2 separate regions of the Homo sapiens genome follow, and region 1 is linked to region 2. Evidence: read pairs that join two places in POLR2A ChIA-PET (ENCODE). Cell type or tissue: endothelial cell of umbilical vein. All regions are shown on one strand. Each heading gives the region's core, and the rest is flanking DNA. Links, peaks and the distances in the headings are about the cores only.

Evidence for each region. ChIA-PET counts read pairs that join two places held together with the same protein. Peaks named below come from ENCODE experiments on the same cell type or tissue, not always from the same donor. Only the 100,000 strongest peaks of a DNase experiment are listed, where the experiment ranks them.
Region 1: POLR2A ChIA-PET joins it to region 2 with 7 read pairs; 5 of 35 experiments call an interaction of 5 or more read pairs at or near these places.

Annotation. Positions count from the first base shown.
Region 1 is chr3:27,515,930-27,532,681 of GRCh38, reverse strand. No RefSeq gene overlaps it. Among named protein-coding and RNA genes, the nearest start is that of SLC4A7, 40 kb to the right of the region's middle. RefSeq lists enhancers at 1-78, 6,766-7,402. In endothelial cell of umbilical vein, for the core only: no CTCF peak of the experiment used is centred there; a DNase peak (open chromatin) is centred at 8,791; H3K27ac peaks cover 501 bases.
Region 2 is chr3:27,409,842-27,412,341 of GRCh38, reverse strand. SLC4A7 (solute carrier family 4 member 7) reads left to right here. Exons shown (of 26, transcript NM_001321103.2): 12 at 594-700. Among named protein-coding and RNA genes, the nearest start is that of NEK10, 42 kb to the right of the region's middle. In endothelial cell of umbilical vein, for the core only: no CTCF peak of the experiment used is centred there; no DNase peak of the experiment used is centred there.

The sequences.
Region 1 (16,752 bases), core at 7,297-9,796, 110 kb before region 2:
AAAGGATCGGTGACTGGATAGGAAACAATACCCTTCTACTTAGGAAGCACCAGCTGAAGGCCTAATAACCTCTGGGAGTCTGTGCTGGAGGCAAGGCCCAGGCCTGGGGCTAAAGTTCTCTACTTTCCAATCCGGAGATTCTCAGAGACCCTGTTCCGGGTGCAGAGATACTGAGACACAGGGGGCCAACGTTCCTGAGCCCACCACTTTAAGGCAAGTGGCCTGGCCAGAGAAAAATGGTCCAGTTCACCCAAGTGCTAGAAATACAGGAGAAAGAATGAAGCTTGGTCTCTGCTTTTGAGGTACACCCCCAAAATGTGGCCCCATTAATGTCTCAGATTTTGACCAACCACAACTTTTCTTCTGGTCGGTAAGAATGGAGGATGAGACCCTATTGAGAAAGCCCAAACATTGAAGCGGTGGCCTGCCCCTCCACACCTGTGGGTATATCTCGTCAGGTGGGAAGAGAGACTGAGTAAAGAAATAAGACACAGAGACAAAGTATAGAGAAACAACAGTGGGCCCAGGAGACCGGCACTCAGCATACCAAGGACCTACACAGGCACTGGTCTCTGAGTTCCCTCAGTTTTTATTGATTACTATTTTCACTATCTCAGCAAGAGGAATGTGGTAGGAGAGCAGAGTGATAATAAGGAGAGGATCAGCAAGAAAATATGTGAGCCAAGGAATCTGTGTCACAATTAAGTTTAAGGAGAGGTACTATGCCTAGATGTGCACGTAGGCCAGAGTTATGTTTCTATCCGCCCAAACATTTCAGTGGAGTAAAGAATAACAAAGCAGCATTGCTGCCAACATGTCTCGCCTTCTGCCATAGGGCGGTTTTTCTCCTATCTCGGAATTGAACAAATGTACAATCGGGTTTTATACCGAGACATTCAGTTCCCGGTGCAGGCAGGAGACAGTGGCCTTCCTCTATCTCAACTGCAAGAGGCTTTCCTCTTTTACTAATCCACCTCAGCACAGACCCTTCACAGGTGTCAGGCTGGGGGACGGTCAGGTCTTTCTCATCCCATGAGGCCATATTTCAGACTATCACATGGGGAGAAACCTTGGACAATACCCGGCTTTCCAGGGCAGAGTTCCCTGCGGCTTTCCGCAGTGCATTGTGCCTCTGGTTTATCGAGACTAGAGAATGGCGATGACTTTTACCAAGCATAGTGCTTGTAAACATTTTGTTAACAAGGCATATCCTGCACAGGCCTAGATCCCTTAAACCTTGATTCCATACAACACATGTTTTTGTGAGCTCAAGGTTGGGGCAAAGAGGTTAGGGCAAAGAGGTTGCGGCAAAGTTACAGATTAACAGCATCTCAGGACACAGCAATTGTTCAGGGTACAGGTCAAAATGGAATTTCTTATGTCTTCCCTTTCTACATAGACACAGTAACAGTCTGATCTCTCTTTCTTTTCCCTACAAACATCACCCAGAGTATGCATTCATTTAACTACCAAGTGACAGTGGGGTCGAGTTAAAAGTGCAGGTTGGCCTGGCAGAGGGAGGGATACCCAACTTCTCTCCCCATAACATGTACTTCTCTCTACCCCTCCTTGGGCTCTGATGAGATTTGGAAATGGCAGATAGCCCAGTCTCATAAACTCACACTTAGGGCTGTGGTTCTTTCCCTTGGCTACACATTGGAATCATTTGAGGTAGGTTGAAAGATAGATTCTGATTTAATTGTCTAGGATGCATCCTGAGCATCAGGATTTTTTTAAATCTTTCCGTATGAAGCTTACAAATAGTCAGATTTGAGAACCACTCCAGATGGCCTCTGAGAGGAAGAACCTCATCTTTTTTCTTTTCTTTTCTTCTTTCTTTTTTGAGACAGTGCCTCACTCTGTTGCCAAGATTGGAGTCCAATCGTGTGACCATGGCTCACTGCAATCTCCAGTTAATGGGCTCAAGCAATCCTCCTGCCTCAGCCTCTTGATTAGCTAAGATTACAGTTGCTTGCCACCATGCCCGGCTAATTATTTTATTTTTTGGATAGACAGGGTCTGGCTTGATGGCCAGACTGATCTTGAACTCCTGGCCTCCTTTGCCCCAACCTTGAGCTCACAAGTCCTCAAGAGATCCCACATCAGCCTCCCAAAAGTGCTGGGATTACAGGCAGGAGCCATCGTGTCTGGCCTGCATAATTTCAAGTGATGTAACAGCATCATGCTATCTTGGACAATATGCTCTTAAGTTCCACCTTCTGGGTCATTGACTTCGTCTTGTGCAAAAAAAAACCTATAGCAAACACCTAATTTTCCTACTCTTCTGTTAAAAACAACGGAAAAAATCATATATTAGCTATTTACTACAACTAGGTAATCTGATAGGTTATTCTGAGACACAGTGTGTCATTTAATCTTTTTTACAAGTTTTAATTTTATCAAAGTTTTATATGTACATCGTTTTTAAAGTTCAGTAATGTTACTGTGGAAATTAGCACTCCTCCGCTTTTACCTTTTTTTCCCTTAATTTCTACTTCCCAGAGGTACCCACATTTGTCCTTTCAGCTGTTCTTTTAACATTTTCCACTCTATGTTTAGTTAATAGGTTTACCCTGCTATTTCTTGATTTCTTACTTTCAGAGACAATCTGTGGCTTCCTAATGTGAAAGATAGAGTTAACTCTCTTACTCCACCTCTACAACATAGACAAATACATACTCTCTGATATCCTAATTAAGGCATAGATTTTGGTTAGATCAGTATTCAGTTAATTATGTAATATTATTCAAAGCTGGGCCATGTAGTTCTTTGTTATTTTGTTTTGTTTTTTTTTGATACAGAGTCTCACTTTTGTCACCCAGGCTGTAGTATAATGGTGCTATCTGAGCTCACTGCAACCTCCCTCTCCAAGGTTCAAGTGATTCTCCTGCCTCAGCCTCTCAAGTAGCTGGAATTACAGGTGCCTGCCATCACACTCAGCTACTTTTTTTTTTTTTTTTGTATTTTAGTAGAGAGGGGGGTTTCACCATGTTGCCCAGGCTGGTTTCGAAGTCCTGACCTCAGGTGTTCCTCCCTCCTTGGCCTCCCAAAATGCTGGGATTAGAGGCATGAGCCACCATGCCCGGCCAGTTTTTTGTTTCTTTTGTTTTTGAGACAGGGTCTCGATCTATCACCCAGGCTAGAGTGCAGTGGTGTGATCACGGTTCACTGCAGCCTCGACCTCCTGGGTTCAGGTGATCCTTCCACCTCAGCCTCCCAAGTAGCTGGGACTAAAGCCACTTGCCACCGCACCCTGCTAGTTTTTGTATTTTTCGTAGAGACAGGGTTTCGCCGTGTTGCCAAGGCTGGTCTCAAACTCCTGAGCTCAAGCAGTTCGCCCACCTTGGCCTCCCAAACTGCTGGGATTACAGGCATGAGCCACTGCACCTGGCCTTCATTTTTAATTTGCTCAATTTTCTATGTAGCTTATATTAAGTTATCTTCAAACACTCTTCCAGAAGAATACAACTCCTGTGAATATGTTTGCATGCATCAGATACTCTATCAAATTTTGTTTTTTAAAAAGAATGATTGCTACTGGTGCTTTCTTTATGTATGCTCCAATCTGGACTGGTTGTGCTCTAAACTTGAGAAAGCTGATGTCCTAGGATCTCCCTACACCATCATCTCAGGAAAAACCTAGACCTCTCTCTCAAGTTGGATCTCTGCTTTCCTCTTTCTTAGCTTACTTCCTCATTTTAGTGGAACATATCCTCCAGTAGCTACATGAGTTTCCTGGGCTACTGGAGGATATGTTCCACTAACCATATTCTCCAGGTTGTATGAGAGGAAAATCATTTGAGGCTTTGTTTATTGAAGCATATCATTATTTTAGCTCTATAGTTGGTAAACAGTTTGGTTGGGAATGCTGGATTGGGACTCATTTGCTTTCAGAATTTTGAAGACATTGATCCATTCATTATCCTCTGGATTCTAGGGGTTTGTTCAGCAACCCACTGCCATTATGATAACCAACCATTTGTATGTTACTTATTTTTACATTCAAAAAGATTTTAAGATATTCTCTTTTATCTCACTATTATAAATTTTCATGATAATATGCCTTTGCATAGTTAATTTTCATTTATTGTCCCAGCTCTTGGTGGAATCTCTCATTACAGAAACTAGCATCCCCTACTTATGGAAATACTCTTTTTTGAGTTGGAGCCTTGCTCTGTCACCCAGGCTGCAGTGCAGTAGCACGATCTCAGCTCACTGCAGCCTCTGCCTCCTGGGTTCAAGTGATTCTTCTGTCTCAGCCTCCCAAGTAGCTGGGATTACAGGTGTATGCCACCATGCCTGGCTAATTATTGTATTTTTAGTAGAGATGGGGTTTCACCATGTTGGCCAAGCTAGTCTTGAACTCCTGACCTCAGGTAGTCTGCCTGCCTCAGTCTCCCAAAGTGCTGGGATTACAGGCTTCAGCCACCACACCTGGCCTGAAAATATTCTTATATTATTTCTTTGATAATTTCCTCCTCTCTGTTTTTCATGTTCTCTCTTTCTGGAACTCCTATTAAATAGTTGTTGGATGTTCATGACTGGTCCTCTCTTCTTATTACATTTTATTTTCTATTTTCCACTTGTTTGTATTTTAGTTCCACTTTCTGGGAGTTTCTAAAAAATGTTATCTTTTAATTATTCTATTGGGTTTTTCATTTCTGCTGAAAAGCTCTTTTCATTCTGTTTGTTTTATCTCCTAAGTAGTATCCTATTCCTGTTTTGTGGCTATGACATATTTTCTTATTTCTCTAAAAATATTAATACTAATTTGAAATTTTCTCCTTCCTGCATAGCTGTTTCCTCCAAGTGTCTTTTTACCCCTCCCATGTTTTGTTGTTTAATTTTTTACATTAGAGATTTTCCTTAGATTTGGTAGCCATTGATTTTTCCATTATGGTTAAAAATGGTAGACCGTAAAAGTGGTTGGAAGCTCTGAATGTGTGGAGTGACCTGCCTGGGCTCTGGATTAGAGGTCATGACTGGGTGCAATTGCTCATGCCTGTAAGCCCAACACCTTGGGAGGCCAAGGGTGTGCAGATCGCTTGAGGCCAGGAGTTCGAGACCAGCAGGACCAGGCGAAACCCCATCTCTATTAAAAATACAAAAATTAGCCAGGTTTGGTGGCACGCACCTGCAATCCCAGCTACTCAGGAGACAGAGGCGAGAGAATCTGGGAGGCAGAGGTTGCAGTGAACTGAGATCACAGAGACGGGGCTTCCCCACGTTGGTCAGGCTGGTCTCAAACTCCTGACCTCAGGTGATCCACCCGTCTCAGCCTCCCAAAGTGCTGGGATTACAGGCTTGAACCACCGCACCTGGCTGGACTTAAAATTTGAAAAAATAAATTAAGAGTTGGTAATGATAATTCAGTTGCATTAGAACGAAAGAAGGCCTGTGGTGGTGAGATGAGTTACAAAAAAAAAAAGAAGAATTAAGAAAGTAATGAAAGAAGTAAAAGTTTCATCTTACTACGTCTTACTACGAAAACTGAGAACTATGTATCTGTAAAGAATTCCCCTGAATAAATTAGAATCTAGGCTAACCTCCTAAAAGAATATAGTACCAAACTCATCAAAACGTTGTGTCCTTTAACCCCAGAATTATAAAAGTTAGTCATTTCAATCCCAGAAACATATATCTATTTAAGCTAGCTCCCACAAGGCTACAATAAACCATCTCATAAACATTAAAGGACAGAAAAACTCCACATTTTATGTTTAAAAATTATTAAATCTGGAACAAGGCTAAATTAGAAAATTGGTTTGCTGAGAAATTAAGTAACAATAATTTTTAATTTAACTGGTATGAAATGCAAACCAAGTGTTAGGGCAATATGAGTCTGGTTTCCTGTCTAGAAAACCAACATGAAAATATTTTTCAAAATGTTTCTTTTCTGTGCGTGAGTATCTTTATAGAAACAGCTGTGTAAAATTTAGCATAGCTCTCTTGCTTAAACCTGTGGGGTTACTAATTTACATTACTAATGTTTGGTTTATTTATTTATTTATTTTTCTTTTTGAGATGGGGTTTCGCTCTGTCACCCAGGCTGGAGTGCAGTGGCAGGATCTCAGCTCACTGCAACCTCTGCCTCCCAGGTTCAAGTGATTATCCTGTCTCAGCCTTCTGAGTAGCTGGAATTACAGGTGCCCGCCACCATGCCCGGCTAATTTTTGTATTTTTAGTAGAGATGGGGTTTCACCATGTTGGCCAGGCTGGTCTCAAACTCAAGCTCAAGTGATCTGCCCGCCTCAGCCTCCCAAAGTGCCTGGGATTACAGGAGTGAGCCATCATGCCCGGCCCGGTTTTATTATTTATTTATTTATTTGGATTTGCAAATTACCTGATTTTCTCTAAAAGAAAATATGTGTATTTTCTGGCTCTGAAATATGACTTTTGTAACCATAGAGCAAATATTTCTTTACCTGCTAATTTTGTTTAATTTCACTAGCATGTATATTTTATTTTACAGTTTTGAAGGAGGCATGCACTTCATTCTGAACAAAGAAATACAAACCACAGCATGATAAATGGTACAATATTAACTGCCTTAAAATGATGAAATTATGTCAATGTTGGAAGTGGAGTAGGGTTATAATTGTTTTTAAATGCAAATACCGTTAGGTTTTCTTTTTCTTTCTTTCTTTCTTTTTTTTTTTTTTTTTTTTGAGACAAGGTCTTGCTCTGTCGCCCAGGCTGGAGTGCAGTGGTGCAATCTCTGCTTACTGCAACCTTCATCTCCCGGGTTCAAGCAATTCTCCTGCCTCAGCCTTCTGAGTAGCTGGGATTACAGGCACCCACCACCACACCCGGCTAATTTTTGTATTTATAGTAGATAACAGGGTCTCACCATGTTGACCAGGCTGGTCTCAAACTCCTGACTTCAGATGATCCTCCCACCTCGGCCTCCCAAAGTGCTGGGATTACAGGCGTGAGCCATTGCGCCCAGCCAGGTTTTCAAAGAATTCAGCCTGGCTGTATATGGGCCTTCCCCAGTTCACAGTCAACATGATGTTCTCTTTGGAAGTGCAAATGAATAACCCAGGGAGGTAGGTCTGAGAGCTTTCTGTGGGCAGTTCACTTTTACTTTCTTACAACTACTTCATTGGCAGCCAGACAGATGAGGAATGAGGGACATCTTTCCTTGCATGGCCTCAGGTTTTCATGCTGCACAGGCTGCATTGTGCCTCCGACACAATCATGTGTTCTTCGTTAGCTGAGATGCTCAAAACAAACTAGAGGTCAAACTTTAACTTGATTTGAAGACAAAGTGCAACTTATTCAGATGCTATATGGGGAAGATAACCAGATTTGCTTATTTGGGGTCTGCTGTTTGTCATATAGGTTCCTAGATCTTCACTCAGTTTAATTGTTAAGACACCATTCCCAAAGGAGACATCATAGTGCTCAAATTGGTAAGCCTCATCTGCAAGGTCTTCCAAAAAAATTCTGCTTAGGAGTCCAGCATTTCCTCTGCTGGTATTTGATAGGTCATCTCATTTAGAGAGCCTAGGTCACCCAAAGTTCCCGATTTCCTCAAATTTGTCAAATAGACACTGTGCTTTTTAACTTTCAGAATCTGATTGAGAGAGTGGAGGTACAAGCTGGCACGGCAGGATCCGCAAGCTGTGGCCAATCCGAAGCCCAGCATTGGAGGATGCATAGCAGGGCAAACCCTGTAGGCCACGGGGCCAGGACAAGGGCCTGGGACAAGCTTGGAGGCATCGACCAGGGTGTCCACCTAAATGGCATTTTTGATCATTCTGTTGACTCCATTAACAGAGTCACTGATAGAGTTATGAGGGGCTTAATGAATATAGTATATAGTGAATATAGTGTAATAAACGTGTAGATTGTGGCTGGGCATGGTGGCTCATGGCTGTAATCCCAGCACTTTTGAAGGCCAACACAGGAGGATTACTTGAGGCCAGGAGTTGGAGGCTAGAGTGAGCCATGATCCCACCACTGTACTCCAGCCTGGGTGACAGAGCTAAACTGTCTCTTAAAAAAAAAAATAAAAATGTAGATGCTAATTGCTATCCATTTTCAGCAATGAGAATCCCTTGAATGTTTACAAGGTACCAGGTCAAATTTTGAGACTTGCCATCTGGTAGTGTTCCTTGGATTGCTTGAACTCATACTGGTAAAGGCATATCAGTCATTATCAGTTGTTATTCCATCTTTGTTTGAGAACTAAGTTTGGATTAAGTAACCTTTTGAAAAACCTAGATTTGTTCTGCTTTTTTATTTTGTCCATGGAAAATCATTTCAGTTGTTTTTAGGCCTGGCTTTCTTCTGGGCTTGGCATTTCAGATTTGCTTCTAATCTGTGAATAACTAACCAAATTAATGGGCTGCTTTGAGCATCATTTTTAACTGGAGAGACGGAAATTCCATCATGCTTCAGATCATAAGTCTTGTTGCCAAAAAGTTTCCCCAAGTGACAGCAGTTACGTATTTGAGATTTATTGGCAAGTTTGGGTGTCCCAGAGTGATATGAGTAGGAAAATGAACACTTTAAGGCAAATCCTGAACTGATTCAGAGAGACTGCTCCAATCTTTTGAGGTTACTTGTCCTTATAGGAAGTGTGTGTGTGTGTGTGTGTGTGTGTGTGTGTGTGTGTGTGCTGTCTTCTGGAATTAGGGAAAATATAGCCATTGGTGTATTAGGTTCAATACTGAATAGAAGTTCCTCCCTCTGGTCACAAAAAGAAATGGCCAACATTGCAGTTTTCAGTTCAGTTAAACTCATAAACAAATTTCAAAATCTTTCATCTGAGATATTTTTATGAGTAGGCACAGGGTTTCTGAATGCATCATACAATTGGATCGAAGCCTAGAAAGTCACTCCGGTGTGTTTGAACAAACTAGCCCACGAGTACCATATTTTTTATATTGGAACATTCCTTTGCCTTTTTAAAGTGACCCAGCATCTATCTTATCCGTTTTTCACATTCTGGAGTAGTTGAAGTAGATTTGTCACAAAGTCTTTTCAAAAACTTTACTTTTGTCCTTTTGCAAGGCTAGAAAGCAATAAATCAAGAGGATAAATCTTGGATCTGCAACTCAAACTGGATAAAAAACTTTTGTAGCTTATAGAATTCTCTTTCTCTCACATACACAAACAGACACATATGCACAGTGGGTCAATTATGAGTGTTATTATTTATGGAGTTAACATTGTCAAATGGGCATATTGCATTATACTTATGATGCAGGTAATATATGCATACATACATATCTTGTCTGCTTTAGTTAATCATATAGTGAGATGAACTATGTTGCTATGAGAAGACAGAATTAGGTAAAATACAGTTAATCTGATGATTTCAAATGTTTTCAGAATGACTACAATTATTCAGTCATTAAACATTTGGATATTTCCTAGATGTCCCAGACTCTGTTCTAGGATCTGGGAATATAAAGTTTTTTTTTTGTTTTGTTTTTTTAAAGCTATGTCCCAGCTGGGCACAGTGGCTCATACCTGTAATCCCAGCACTTTGGGAGGTGAGTAGATCACCTGAGGTCAAGAGTTCGACCTGGCCATCATGGTGAAACCGTGTCTCTACTAAAAATGCAAAAATTAGCTGGGGGTGGTGGTGGGCACCTGTAATCCCAGCTACTTGGGAGGCTGAGGCAGGAGAATTGCTTGAACCCGGGAGACAGAGGTTGCAGTGAGCCAAGATTCCGCCACTGCACTCCAGCCCGGGTGACAGAAAGAGACTCCATTCAAAAAAAAAAAAAAAAAAAAGCTATAGGAGACAGTGCATATAAATTATGATTAATGAGACAAATGCTATAAGAAATTTTTGAGCAAAGGGAGTAAAGAGTTAAGCTAGCTAACGTGCATGGGAAAGTTTTCAGAGAAGGAAATCATTTCATTTGAAACTTGAAGTGTTAGTAGAACAAGCCTGGTTTAGAAAGCGGTCAAGTGCATTCCTGGAAGAGGTGCTATAGCACATCAGTAGGATTCAACCAGATCTGATTTCCTTTTTTTTTTTCTTTTGAGACGGAGTTTTGCTCTTGTTGCCCAGGCTGGAGTGCAATGGCACGATCTCGGCTCACTGCAACCTCTGCCTCCCGGGTTCAAGTGATTCTCCTGCTTCAGCCTCCCGAGTAGCTGGGATTACAGACATGCACCACCACACCAGGCTATTTTTGTATTTTCAGTAGACGTGGGATTTCTCCATGTTGGTCAAGCTGGTCTCGAACTCTCGACCTCAGGTGATCCGCCCGCCTCAGCTTCCCAAAGTGCCGGGGTTATAGGCATGAGCCACTGCGCCTGGCCCAGATCTGATTTCTAAGGTGAGCAAAATATAAATTAATTGAATTTTATGAGCTGAGTATTTGTATTTATTGAGCCAATCTTGGAGTCAGACTCCTCTCTCTCTCACATATAACATACCCAAGCTTTTGGCAAATCTATCAACTCTGTGTTCAAAACATATCCCAAATCCAACCATTTCTCCCCATCTTCATGGCTACTAGCCTGGTTCAAGTCACCATCAATTCTCACCTGACTACTACAGAAACATCCTAATTGGTTGTGTTGGTTCTCCGTTGCTGTGTAACAAATTGCCACACACTTAATAGCTTAAAACCACACACATTTATTATCTCACTGTTCCCGTGGGTCAGGAGTCTGAAAATGGCTTAACCAGATACTCAGCTTACAGCCTCCACAATCTGTAATCAAGATGTAGGCTTGCTATATTCTCATCTGAGGGATTGACTAGGGAAGAATTTAACTCCAAGCTCATTCAAATTGTTGGTAAAGTCAACTCTTTGTGGTTGTGTAACTGGAGACCCAGCTTCTCACTGGCTCTTGGCTGGGAGCTATCTGTAGGTCCTAGAAGTGTCTCATAGTTCCCTGCAAGTGGCCCTCTCCACAGCAGTTCACACCATGGTGGTTTGCTTCTTCAGCAGAATCACTCACACTCTGGTCGGCTAAGATGAAGTCTTATGTAATGTAACATATTCATGAGAATGACATCCATCATCTTTGCCATATTCTGTTCATTGGAAGCAAGTCACAGGTTCTGTCAGCACTTAAGGGAGAATATTACACAAGGCATGACTCATTGGAGGTCAACTAAGGCTGTGTCAACCAAATCGGTCTCCCAACTTCCACGCATGCTCTCCTACTGTTTATCTTCTATACAAAACCCAGAGTGATGTTTTTAAAGTGTAAAACGTAACAATGCCGTTCCCTTGCTCACAACCTTCTAATGGCTTAAAATCTAAAAGGCCTATAAAATCATATATATGTGATCACTGGCTACCTCACTTGCAGTCCCTCTGCTTATTCCTACCCAGTCCCATGGGAATCCTTGCTGTTCTGGAAATAGGCCAAGCACATGTCTGTCTTTGCACTTACTATTTTCTCTGCTTCAAACACTCTATTCCAGTAAATCTTTAAGACTTGAACCCTCTCTTCATTTAGGTGTCTGCTCAAATGTCACTTCTTCAGAAACTACTACTTTTAACCCTCCAATCTAAGATAGCCCTTCCAGGATGATCCACACCTGTCCTTTGCCTCATTTTCTTTCTGTCCTTTGTCTTTCTGTGTATTTTAGAATATACTTATTCACTTATTTATTAACTGTCTCTCCCACTGGAACTCAAGCTTCTTGAGGACAGGGACCCAGTCTGTCTTATTCACTGTAATTTTCCCAGTGCCTATAAAATTGCCTGGCATATAGAAGACACTTATTTTTTTGAGATGGAGTTTCGCTCTTGTTGCCCAGGCTAGAGTGCAATGGCGCAATCTCGGCTCACTGCAAGCCCACCTCCCGGGTTCAAGCGATTCTCCTGCCTCAGCCTCCCAAGTAGCTGGGATTACAGGAATGCACCACCACGCCTGGCTAATTTTTTTTTTTGTATTTTTGGTAGAGACAGGGTTTCTCCATGTTGGTCAGGCTGGTCTCGAACTCCTGCACTCCAGTGATCCGCCCGCCTCGGCCTCCCAAAGTGCTGGGATTACAGGCGTGAGCCATGGGGCCTGGCCCTTTTCCCTTTTTTTTTTTTTTTTTTTTGAGCTGGAGTCTCACTTTGTTGCTCAGGCTGGAGTACAGTGGAACGATCTTGGCTTACTGCAACCTCTGCCTCCTGAGTTCAAGCGATTCTCTCACCTCAGCCTCCTAAGTAGCTGGGATTACAGGCAACCACCACCACACTCAGCTAATTTTTGTATTTTTAGTAGAGATGGGGATTTACCATGTTGGTCAGGCTGGTCTCAAACCCCTGACCTCAAGTGATCCACCCACCTTGGTATCCCAAAGTGCTGGAATTACAGGTATGAGCCACCACGCCTGGCCTAGAAGACACGTAATTTCTTGTGATAATAAATAATGAAAAGATTGAGACACAAAACTTTTAAAAATATTTTATTGTCACTGATGATATGTTCAATTTTTCTTTTCTATTTTTTTAATTTTTATTTTATTTATTTATTTTTTTGAGACGGAGTTTCGCTTTTGTTGCCTGGGCCGCAATGCAATGGCGCAATCTCCGCTCACCACAACCTCCGTCTCCCAGGTTCAAGCGATTCTCCTGCCTCAGCCTCCCAAGTAGCTGGGATTACAGGCATGTGCCACCATGCCTGGCTAATTTTGTACCTTTAGTAGAGATGGGGTTTCTCCATATTGGTCAGGCTGGTCTCGAACTCCTGACCTCAGGTGATCCACCAGCCTCAGCCTCCCAAAGAGCTGGGATTACAGGCATGAGCCACCGCACCCAGCCTTCTATTTTTTTTCTTTAAGAGATGAAGTCTCACTATGTTGCCCAGGCTGGTTTCAAACTCCTAAGCCCAAATGATCCTCCCACCTTGGACTCCCAAACTGCTAGGATTAGAGGCATGAGCCACCACACCTGGCAAATTTTTCAAGTAAGCAGTGAATAAATCCTAAACCGTATCCTTCTGAAATCTTACTCATGATTTTTTTTTTTTGGAACAGTGAAGAACAATCAATATCTCAAATGAGATTTAAAGTCATATGTACAATCTCAGAATAGTTAATATTTCTTGGTCATCAAGTAATCAAAACTAGCATTGTGGGAAAGCCTGACGTTAACACAAAAGAAGGCAGTTATGGAGGAAGAGAAACAAAAAACACAATACATACAGAAAACAAACAGCAAAATGGCAGTTGTAAATCCTTCCTTATCAGCAATTACATTAAATGTGTATTACTGAACACTTCACATAATAGGTAGAGATTGGTGGAACAGATTTTTATTTATTTATTTATTTTTTAGACGGAGTCTCGCTCTGTCACCGCCCCGGCTAATTTTTGTATTTTTAGTAGAGATGGGGTTTCACCATGTTGGCCAGGCTGGTCTCAAACTCCTGACCTCAAGTGATCCGCCCACCTCAGCCTCCCAGAGCGCAGAGGTTACAGGCATGAGCCACCAGGCCTAGCCCCTATATTTATTTATTTATTTATTTATTTATTTATTTATTTATTGAGACAGAGTTTTGCTCATTGCCTAGGCTAGAGTGCAGTAGCGCAATCTCAGCTCACTTCAACCTCTGCCTCCCAGGTTCAAGTGATTCTCCTGCCTCAGCCTCCTGAGTAGCTGGGATTACAGGTGCACACCGTCATGCCCAGCTAATTTTTTGTATTTTTAGTAGTGATGGGGTTTTATCATGTTGGCCAGGCTGGTCTTGAACTCCTGACCTCAGGTGATCCACCCACCTCAGCCTCCCAAAGTGCAGAGATTACAGGCGTGAGCCACGATGCCGGCCTCTATTTTTTTTTTTAAGATGGAGTCTTGCTATATTGCCCAGGCTGGTCTCAAACTCCTAGCCTCAAGCAATTCTCCAGCCTTGGCCTCCAAGTGCTAGGATCACAGTTGTGAGCCACTGTGCCTAGCTGCCACTTTCCATAATGGGTAGAACAACTGGATAAAAGATGGCCAAGGAAATAGAAGATATTAACAACACTATAAATCAACTTGACATGAAAGACATCTATAGAATATCCAACATTCATTCAGCCAGGCATGGGGGTTCATACCTATAGTACCAACACTTTGGGAGGCCAATGTTGGACAATTGCCTGAAGCCAGGAGTTTGAGACAGCCTGGGCAACATAGTAAGAACCTATCTCTACAAAAATAATAGTAGTAATAATAACACCCAACATTCTAAGATATTCAAAGGTGTCTATAAAATACATGTTCGGCCAGGCGTGGTAGCTCATGCTTGTAATCCCAGCACTTTGGGAGGCCAAGGCAGACAGATCGCTTGAGTCCAGAAGTTTGAGATTAGCCTGGACAATTATAAATACAATAATTAGCCAGGCGTGGCGGTGAGTGCCTGCAGTCCCAGCTACTTGGGAGGCTAAGGTGGGAAGATTGTTTGAGCCTGGGAGGCAGAGGTTGCAGTGAACCAAGATTGTGTCACTGCACTCCAGCCTGGGTGACAGAGTGAGGCCCTGTTTAAAAAAAAAAAGTAATAAAATAAAATTAAAATAAATTTTAAAAAATACACATTCTTCTCAAGTGAACATGGAATATTTTCCAGGACAATCCATATGTTAGGCCATTAAAAAAGCTCAGAAAACTTTAAAAGACTGTAATAATACAAAGTATGTTCTCTGACCACAGTGAAATAAAATTAGAAATAATAGTAAAAGAAATTTCAGGAAATTCACACATATTGGAAATTGAACAACACAATTCTTTTTTTTTTTTTTGGTGTTGAGACAGTTTTCTCTTGTTGCCCAGCCGAGTGCAATGGCGTGATCTCAGCTCACTGCAACCTTCACCTCCCAAGTTCAAGCGATTCTCCTGCCTCAGCCTACCAAGTAGCTGGGACTACAGTGTGCAAGCCACAATGCCTGGCTAATTTTTGTATTTTTAGTAGAGACAGGGTTTCACCATGTTGGCCAGGCTGGTCGTGAACTCCTGACCTCAGGTGATTCACCCACCTTGGCCTCCCAAAGTGCTGGGATTACAGGCGTGAGCCGCTGTGTTTGGCCTGAACAACACATTTCTAAATAACTAACGGGTCAAAGAAGAAATCACATAGAAAATTAGAAATACTTTGAGATGAATGAAAATAAAAAAACCACAACCTACCTTAAATTCAATGAAGTTAAATTGGTGCTTACAGGGAAATTTACTGCTCTAAATGCCTGTATGTTAAAAAGAGTAAAGGCCAAAAATCAATAACCTAACTTTTCTCCCTAAGGAAATAGAAAAAGAAGAGCAAACTAAACCCAAATCAAGCAAACACAAGGAAGAAAATGATAACTATTATAGCAGAAATAAACAAAATAGAAAATAGACAAGATCAAGTGCATTCAGGGTGGTATGGCCGTAGAAACAAAATAGGAAATAGAATAAAAATGAAGAAAATCAGCAAAACTAAAAGTTGGTTGTTTGAAAAGATAATCAAAATTGACAACAGTTAGCTAGACTGACAAAAAAAAGAAATAAAAGAAAGAAGACTCAAAATACTAAAACCAGGAATGGAAGAGATGACAGAATACGATGAACAATTATATGCCGACAAATAAGATAACCTACATGAAAGGGGCACATTCCTAAAAAGATCCAAACTATCAAACTGCTTAAAAAATAGACAACCTGAATAGAACTATAGCAAGTAGAAAGGTTGATGAATCATTAAAAAACCTTTCTTTTTTTTTTTATTTTTGAGATGGAATCTCGCTCTGTTGCCCAGGCTGGAGTGCAGTGGTGCAATCTCGGCTCACTGCAACCTCCGCCTCCCGCATTCAAGCTATTCTCCTGTCTCAGCCTCCTGAGTAGCTGGGACTACAGGCACCCACCACCACGCCCGGCTAATTTTTGTATTTTTAGTAGAGACGAGGTTTTGCCATGTTGGCCAGGGTGGTCTCCAACTCCTGACCTCAGGTGATCCACCCGCCTTGGCCTCCCAAAGTGCTGGGATTCCAGGCGTGAGCCACCGCACCCAGCCAAAACTTTTCTATAAATAAAAGCCCAGAACCAGATGACGTCACTAGAGAATTCTACCAAGTATTAAAGAGGAATGAACACCAATCCTTCACGAAACCTTCTGAAAATATGAGAAGGGAACACTTTTCTACTAATTTGTGAGACCAATATTGGCCTGATACCAAATACTAGCATACTAGCAAACTGCATATAAAAAGGATTATGCTGGCCAGGAGTGGTGGCTCATGCCTGTAATCCCAGCACTTTGGGAGTCCGAGGCAGGCAGATCACAAGGTCAGGAGATCGAGACCATCCTGGCTAACACAGTGAAACCCAGTCTCTACTAAAAATACAAAAAAATTAGCCGGGCGTGGTGGCGGGCGCCTGCAGTCCCAGCTACTCGGGAGGCAGATGCAGGAGAATGGCGTGAACCTGGGAGGTGCAGCTTGCAGTGAGCCGAGGCCACGCCACTGCACTCCAGCCTGGGCAACAAAGTGAGACTCCATCTCAAAAAAGAAAAAAAAAAGTTTATCCCAGGAATGTAAGATTGGTTTGATGTACAAAATAAATGAATATAATGTACCATATTAATAGAATAAAAACCAAAATCATATGATCGTCTCAGTAGATGCAGAAAAGCATCTGACAAAATCCAACACTCTTTCTGAATAAAAACACTCAACACAAATAGAAAAATAACTTCCTCGGGGAACATCACACACCGGGGCCTGTTGTGGGGTGGGGGGAGGGGGGAGGGATAGCATTTGGAGATATACCTAATGTTAAATGACGAGTTACTGGGTTCAGCACACCAACATGGCACGTGTAT
Region 2 (2,500 bases), core at 1-2,500:
CTCTTGATGTAACAAGTTAAAAGTTCATTTCTTTGTCTTTAACAGAGGGGGAGAAATCCTGTATCATGTGAATAGTACTCTTGAATTTGTAATAAAATGTAATGGGAAGTGGATTTTTGTGGGAACATGTTTATCAAACAGCTCTTATTTTTTAAGGGAAATACTTTAGTAGAAGAAAAATGACATTTGCTTTTCTCTTAATGTAAAGCGTAATTTTCAATAGTTAATAGGAGCAGTATTTTTAAAGTTTTGGTGGGAGAGATGCTTTTTTGGAGGTTACTTACGTTTGTAGCTATTGGTGAATAGGAATTTGAAATGGTATGTATGAATATATTTTATAGTATATTGATAATTAGAACATAAGATGCAAAAAGCTAATTGCAAATTTAAAATATTAATAGAAACTGACATTAGCTTCTATTTTTAAAGAGCAATCTATTTCAGAAGAGAGTTTATTTTAGGAACCATTCTTTTCTAGGAGAACTGATTAGATACATAATCAATATAAAATCTGATATTCACTCTAATTGAAGATGCCATCTCAAGTTTTCTTAAAATAGAATTCTGAAAATAATGTTTTTTGTGAAATTCAGGAAAAGAGAAAGATTCCTGTGTTTCACAATGGATCTACCCCCACACTGGGTGAGACTCCTAAAGAGGCCGCTCATCATGCTGGGCCTGAGCTACAGAGGACTGGACGGTGGGTGCAAATACTGATATTTTGAAGGGTTTGGGGGATGATTTGATGAAAACATAAATATTATATTTTTTCCAAGTGTTTGGAACCTAATCTTGTACAGTATTTTTTCATATGTATAAAAATGTGCATTATTATATATAAGGAAAATTTATATGTATAAATATATAAGAATTTATAAATAATTTTAATAGTATGTATCAAGCTTTAAAAGGAAAATAATGGACTGTATATTCAGAATATTGCAGTTATATAGTGTGTAGGTTAATTTCCATTGCTTATACAGAAGGTTCTTGAAGAAGGTGTAGAGTCTTATTATAATTCTTCATATTGAGTTAGAGAATTATGGGAACAGAGAGTAATTACAACTAATAATTTCTTTGTATATGTGCACAGATTTAAAACTCTTAAATGAGCATTATATCATGAGGTAATCTTCCATGGACAAGCATGATTAAACCATTGTATTGCTCTCTGGAAACCTAGCTAGAAAAATTGTTTAAGAAGTTAATTTTTGTAACAAAAAATAGAAATATTGGCAGATGCAAACATTGCCTTAATATTTTGTAGAAGTAGATAAATGTTATAGTATTTTCATAATGTGGAAAAGCATGTGGCTATTGATTCTTTATTGTCCACTGGTGGTCAGTATGGAATTAAATAATCTTAAATATTAAATCTTTGTGTAAAAAAAACAGGGAATCTTATACAGATACAATCTTAGGGATTTTGATGACATCCTTAAAGGGTACTATATCATAAAAATAAGTAACTGGCATACTGAATATAGACTTTAGAGAAACTGAAATTCACAATTAATTCATTGACTAATGAAGTGTTTTTGTCTCTGTGAATACAATAGAGAAAAGATTTTGACCCTGTGTGAACAGTACTGTTGTATTATTAGCTATTATCGCTTCTTCATACTGGGATAGGGTTAGTCATTGAGAAGCACTGTGTCAGGCCTCCACTGATCTCAGTCACCTGAGAGCATCTGTATGCCCTCTATTAAGTAATTATCAATTTGATGATATACTGTAGATTCATATTTTAGATTATTGATGGCACCTTTTTTATTGCAAGCTGATTTCCCTTGCTGTCAGATTATGAACAGAGTACTACTTGTCAATTTGTGTTTAGGATTTCAGTATCAACTTAAAAAAATTACAACGGTAAAGCTTGAAATATCCATTTGAAAGCTTAATGTTAGTTTTTTTGGTCAATTTTCTTGCAGTTGGGATTTGAATGATTTTCTGTTTTTTGAGTATTAAAACGAATTACTGATTTAGTCACCAGTGTTTGTTGAGTGCCTACTATTTCCCAGGTAGTGTTCTAGACACTGTAGATAACGCAGTGAACAAGAAAAAGTCTCCCCTCATGGAGCTTATATTTTATTGGAATGTCTTCAAGTTAGATGTATCCAAAAGACTAATTGTTAAAAATGTTGAAATGGTACAGCTTTGATGTACAAACAGATTTTTAATCTACTAATTGAAACCTGTTAGTTTTATTAATGTACATATTAGTTTGTCTACATACACAGTAAATTAAATATACTGAAATAGTTTTTAGGGATTTCTTTCCCCCTTTTATACGATTGAAGTACTAGTTTTGAAAGTTTTTAAAGTTACTGAATTCATACCACTTGTGCATCTAAGCACAACATACTACATTTATATTAAAGTGTATTTGGATAATAATTGCCTTCCTTGTATTTGTGATTGTTGCCTTTAAGATTTTAATATAGACAATTAATAGAATTGCTTATGCACATTTTCATAAATGGGTTGTTGGGTTTTGTTT